Linked DNA regions of Homo sapiens: region 1 is linked to region 2. The links are chromatin loops, found by intact Hi-C in ENCODE. Cell type or tissue: endothelial cell of umbilical vein. All regions are shown on one strand. Each heading gives the region's core, and the rest is flanking DNA. Links, peaks and the distances in the headings are about the cores only.

Region 1 (2,804 bases), core at 24-2,523, 760 kb after region 2:
ACTAAGGAATGTTCTTTAAATTGGGAAATAGGGCAGGAGAGAAATCCTAGTGCAAAGCTCCATACTCAGCAAAAGCAAGGTAAGTATGATGATGACTCATAGGCTTACTGTTGTTTGTTAAGATACATGGAATTTCCAGGAGGAAAGAAGAATGAGAGTTATGGTAAAAATAAGATGGAAGCATACAGATGTGATCCTGAAACCTTCCCTCCCACCCCTCATCAACCTGAATGCAGTAAAACAAAGTGAGCTTATATGCATTATCCATGGAATGGCAACTTTCATTCTGATTAAAGATATTTAAAAGCATCAGACATCTCTAAGAGGGCTTAGCTGAAACTCTCTATGTATTTCTGATGGCAACGTATTTGGCCATTATGAACCAAGATAGAATGTACGTTTTCTAAACTGATACTGAATTGTCTAAGTTGCTAACAAGAAATCCTTTCATAACAGTACAGTTTTTAACCTTTACTTCTTTATTCATCTTTAATTCCTTGCCACTTCCCACTGAGTTGAAATGTTTATATTAAAACAAAACACCCACTGGAATTCTAAAGAAATTGGCTCACCCATCTTTCAAATTACAAGATATTTTTTGACAGTATACAATATTCATTATAATGGAATAAACATTTTAATTTCTTAAGGAACTCTAATTTTCCTTAAAGGAGATGTTTACAACTTACTATTATAAATGCTGCCACTCAATCATAGGAGAAAATGATACTAAAATAGTTCAAGGCTAAAATCACACATAGGGCAGTTGTTCTCGAATATTTATAAGGCCACGAACTCATTTATGTATAACCTATAAACTTGAAGAATTTTTGAACCAATACAGTGGCAAGGAAAGCTAACAACCTAACTGTTAAGATCTATGGTCATTATTTTTCATTTAGTCCTAGAAATACATTTCCTTTCTGTAATGAATCAATATGGTCTAACTCAAAGAGAAACACGTGGAAGTGAAAAATAAATTTCTAAAGCAAGTGCTGATGGAAGAAGCAGAATTTCCCATTTAAAATACCCAAACAACTCCAAATTCTTTAGTAGTTAGGACTCCTGAAATCTCTTGACATAATAGAGAAGCAAAGACCCATAGAGAGATATGCGGTTAAATAGTGCTGCCTCTGGTGGCAAAAGCAGTTGCTAAGTTGTTTCACAACATATTTTTCCCCCACAGGCACAGGCCCCCCAAACACTGGAGCCGTCTACGAATTATTCTGACGCTAACTCCACAGCTCCGGACAGAAACACAATAGACGGGCGTGGTCTTATAATCATAAGCCAGTTCCTTTCTCAAGTCCTTCCTGCCTATGTTCGCTTACGTGTTATGGGTTCTGCGGTCCTGATGAAACTCCCTGAACGGAGAAAAACCACACACTTCATCCCAGTGGCGAATTTCTCCTCTTGCTCTAAGCAGGGTGTTTGACCTTCTAGTCGACTGCGTCCCCTGTACCCGGCGCCAGCTGTGTTCCTGACCCCAGAATAACTCAGGGCTGCACCGGGCCTGGCAGCGCTCCGCACACATTTCCTGTCGCGGCCTAAGGGAAACTGTTGGCCGCTGGGCCCGCGGGGGGATTCTTGGCAGTTGGGGGGTCCGTCGGGAGCGAGGGCGGAGGGGAAGGGAGGGGGAACCGGGTTGGGGAAGCCAGCTGTAGAGGGCGGTGACCGCGCTCCAGACACAGCTCTGCGTCCTCGAGCGGGACAGATCCAAGTTGGGAGCAGCTCTGCGTGCGGGGCCTCAGAGAATGAGGCCGGCGTTCGCCCTGTGCCTCCTCTGGCAGGCGCTCTGGCCCGGGCCGGGCGGCGGCGAACACCCCACTGCCGACCGTGCTGGCTGCTCGGCCTCGGGGGCCTGCTACAGCCTGCACCACGCTACCATGAAGCGGCAGGCGGCCGAGGAGGCCTGCATCCTGCGAGGTGGGGCGCTCAGCACCGTGCGTGCGGGCGCCGAGCTGCGCGCTGTGCTCGCGCTCCTGCGGGCAGGCCCAGGGCCCGGAGGGGGCTCCAAAGACCTGCTGTTCTGGGTCGCACTGGAGCGCAGGCGTTCCCACTGCACCCTGGAGAACGAGCCTTTGCGGGGTTTCTCCTGGCTGTCCTCCGACCCCGGCGGTCTCGAAAGCGACACGCTGCAGTGGGTGGAGGAGCCCCAACGCTCCTGCACCGCGCGGAGATGCGCGGTACTCCAGGCCACCGGTGGGGTCGAGCCCGCAGGCTGGAAGGAGATGCGATGCCACCTGCGCGCCAACGGCTACCTGTGCAAGTACCAGTTTGAGGTCTTGTGTCCTGCGCCGCGCCCCGGGGCCGCCTCTAACTTGAGCTATCGCGCGCCCTTCCAGCTGCACAGCGCCGCTCTGGACTTCAGTCCACCTGGGACCGAGGTGAGTGCGCTCTGCCGGGGACAGCTCCCGATCTCAGTTACTTGCATCGCGGACGAAATCGGCGCTCGCTGGGACAAACTCTCGGGCGATGTGTTGTGTCCCTGCCCCGGGAGGTACCTCCGTGCTGGCAAATGCGCAGAGCTCCCTAACTGCCTAGACGACTTGGGAGGCTTTGCCTGCGAATGTGCTACGGGCTTCGAGCTGGGGAAGGACGGCCGCTCTTGTGTGACCAGTGGGGAAGGACAGCCGACCCTTGGGGGGACCGGGGTGCCCACCAGGCGCCCGCCGGCCACTGCAACCAGCCCCGTGCCGCAGAGAACATGGCCAATCAGGGTCGACGAGAAGCTGGGAGAGACACCACTTGTCCCTGAACAAGACAATTCAGTAACATCTATTCCTGAGATTCCTCGATGGGGA
Region 2 (2,804 bases), core at 262-2,761:
CTGGGATATACACTTCTTACCTAGACGTTTATTTTTACTCACAGGATTTACTAAACCTTAGGAGCTGAGCCAGGAATGGTGGTGCATGCCTGTTGTCTCAGCTACTTGGGAGGCTGAGGTGGGAGATCGATTTAACCCATGTGTTTAAAACCGAACGGAGCTATGATCATGCCACTGCACTCCAGCCTAGGCAGCAGAGTGACAGCCCGTGAAGAAAGAGAGAGAGAGAGAGAGAGTGAGAGACAGAGAGAGACAGAGAGAGAGAGACCTTAAGAGCTGAATCCTTATCAACGGATTCTAATGAAAGGCCATGCTTTTCTCCAAAATGCTGGATGAGGCCATCTGTCTACTATTCTTGTTAATAAAAATAATGAGATGCTGCTACAGCTTTCTGCAGTGTTGTGTGTTCGTGTTCTTTCTGCCTGCTGTGTCCACTCTGCAGTGTGGGGATTTTTTTGTGGGCTGTAGCCACAGGAAGGGTGTTCTAGTGAAGAAATGCCCTACTTGCCTGGAGTCTGAGCCAAACATGGACACTCCTTTGCACAACTTTATAACATCTTGCATAACATCAGTAGGTATTTTTTGGCAGTTGTGGCTAAAAAAATAGCTCAGGGATATTATCATTCAATAATGTTATATGCAGTAGTATGTAGGTTACATACCTGCTGATAGACTAGGGATAAATATGACTTATGGAGCAGTACCTTGTACTAAAAATAGCACTTGCTCATGATTGTAGAAAGTTAGAACTAACCTACCACTCAGATATCTGCGGGGAGAGAAGCATACAGGATTTAATCAATTATCTTCCCAAAACACTCCCTGGAAAGAAAATTGTAATTTCATTTAAAATAATCAATGAAATATTTTTCCATGTGTTAGATGACTTATATACATTAGCGTGTATTCTCCCTTATTTCTGAATCTTGTGATTTAAAAAAATTAATATTACAATTTTATTTCTAGCCAAGTGTTCTTTACTATTAAATTTTAGAAGGGTTGTGAAAATTTGTGTTGGGAGTCACAAATTATTCTGCGCTTTTTTGTTCTATTGGGAGATATTACATTTCTCTCTATTATTTTCACTTTGTACTTATTTGTAGGGTTGCTGAAATAGCTTTTGAACTGAGTGAACATTTTAAATTCACTCTGTTTTTTAATATTATTAAAGCTTCTTTGAGCAAATAAGAGAATGACGAAAGAAAGAAATTCGAGAGGGATAAACTAAAAAGAAAGAGGAAAGCTTTTCATATCTGAAAGTGCTAAGGATAACTAAACTTCAATCAAGAGACAAATGTAGTTTGAAGGCACTGACACTTCATCACCGCAGGGAGGCAGTAGCTCCTTCTGTAATAGGAAACTCAAGGCTTTTAGTATCTTTCTCCACTTTAAATTCTGAACTTTTCTATTAATAATTCTTTATGTGATTTTTTTCTATCAACACCCAAGCTTTAGTCCTTGATTTTAAAAGGTAATCCTTGCTCATGTCTGAAATAATTGGACCCCAAAAGTAAAACATAGTTTGCCGAAAGGGTACAAAATTGAAAAATGACTTCAGCTGCACACCATGCATGAAAGACTTTCAAAGTCTGAGTTCCCATAAAAAATTATAAATAAATGAAATTCTTTATATGCTCTGTAAGTCAACTGTTTTAAAAGCAGCAATTATGGATTCTATAGCACAACAAGAAAGGTTGGGTGGGATTTTGAGGTCACCTCATCCTAGCATCTTCACATGTGACCACATTTTTAACCTATTTCTTGCAGAATATTTAATATTTTGGCCACATTTTCATTTTGGTCACAACCTAAGTATAGATTTAAAAGTGCAGTAATACTTTTGATCCAGCAAAAGCACTAGACCCATAGTCAGGGGAATTTATGTCAGAAAGTGATATCTAGTGGAAGATTCTAAAATGTTAAAAATTCTCTCCTACTCAGTTTCCATGCTTGAGTGAATTACTTATCTGAGTGGGGGGCTTCTTCTGTGGGGATAAACAGCTTGGTAAACGTTAGAAATAGTGGTGTCTCAGATATTTCTAAGTATCTATGTCTGAGTATTTGCTATTTCCAGTAGAGGTAATGCAGCAGAGTTTAGATTCAGACATTTTCTTTTTAAAATATAATCAAATATATTTTCATCTAGTGAAGAAGGAAAAACAGATATGTTCCATATCTTTTAGGGGACAAGACTCCACTGATGTTGACTTTAAGCACAAATGCAAACAGCAGAGGAATGGCAGGGTGAAATGTATAGGAGCACAGACTCTGGAACACTGTACAGATTCAAAGCCCAGCTTTGCCATTTCCCAGTCGAATTACACTGGACACATTTCTTAACTTCTCTGGGCCTCTTTCTTCAGCTGCAAGATGGGGAAAATCATAGGCACCTACTTCATAGAGTTGTATGAAGATTAAACAATTGAGTACCTATAATATATTTAGAACACTGCTTGGCGCTTAATATATGCCCTGTAAGTGCTGGCTGTCATTCAAATGAGAGGCATTACTCTCCAACTCTTCATTGTCTATCAGGTACTCCACATTATTATTATTATTTTTGCAGAGACAAGGTCTCACTTTGTTGCCCAGGCTGGTCTTGACTCCTGGGCTCAAGTGATCCTCCTGCTTTGGCCTCCTAAAGCACTGGGATTACAGGTGTGAGCCACCATGCCTGACCCTGGTACCCTACATCCACATTATTATCTACATTTTACATACCAGGAAACTAAGGCTCAAAGACCTGTGACAGGTTGCACAACTGGTAAGTAGTGATACCCACAGATTGCACTGTACAGATTGTA

Evidence for each region. Hi-C counts contacts between places; a loop is a spot of excess contacts. Peaks named below come from ENCODE experiments on the same cell type or tissue, not always from the same donor. Only the 100,000 strongest peaks of a DNase experiment are listed, where the experiment ranks them.
Region 1: a loop joins it to region 2, with 10 times the contacts of the local background. A loop is called at or near these places in 2 of 110 quality-filtered maps.

What each region holds. Positions count from the first base shown.
Region 1 is chr14:38,254,973-38,257,776 of GRCh38, reverse strand. It overlaps CLEC14A (C-type lectin domain containing 14A), which reads left to right and starts at 1,684. Exons shown (of 1, transcript NM_175060.3): 1 at 1,684-2,804. The coding sequence starts at 1,755. It overlaps LOC112268136 (a long non-coding RNA gene), which reads right to left and starts at 1,732. Exons shown (of 5, transcript NR_169588.1): 1 at 1,332-1,732. RefSeq lists an enhancer at 1,875-2,502. In endothelial cell of umbilical vein, for the core only: a CTCF peak has its summit at 1,138 (motif pointing left); DNase peaks (open chromatin) are centred at 106, 1,356 and 2,396; H3K4me3 peaks cover 1,732 bases; H3K27ac peaks cover 2,500 bases.
Region 2 is chr14:39,014,091-39,016,894 of GRCh38, reverse strand. No RefSeq gene overlaps it. Among named protein-coding and RNA genes, the nearest start is that of SEC23A-AS1, 88 kb to the left of the region's middle. In endothelial cell of umbilical vein, for the core only: a CTCF peak has its summit at 1,335; a DNase peak (open chromatin) is centred at 1,334.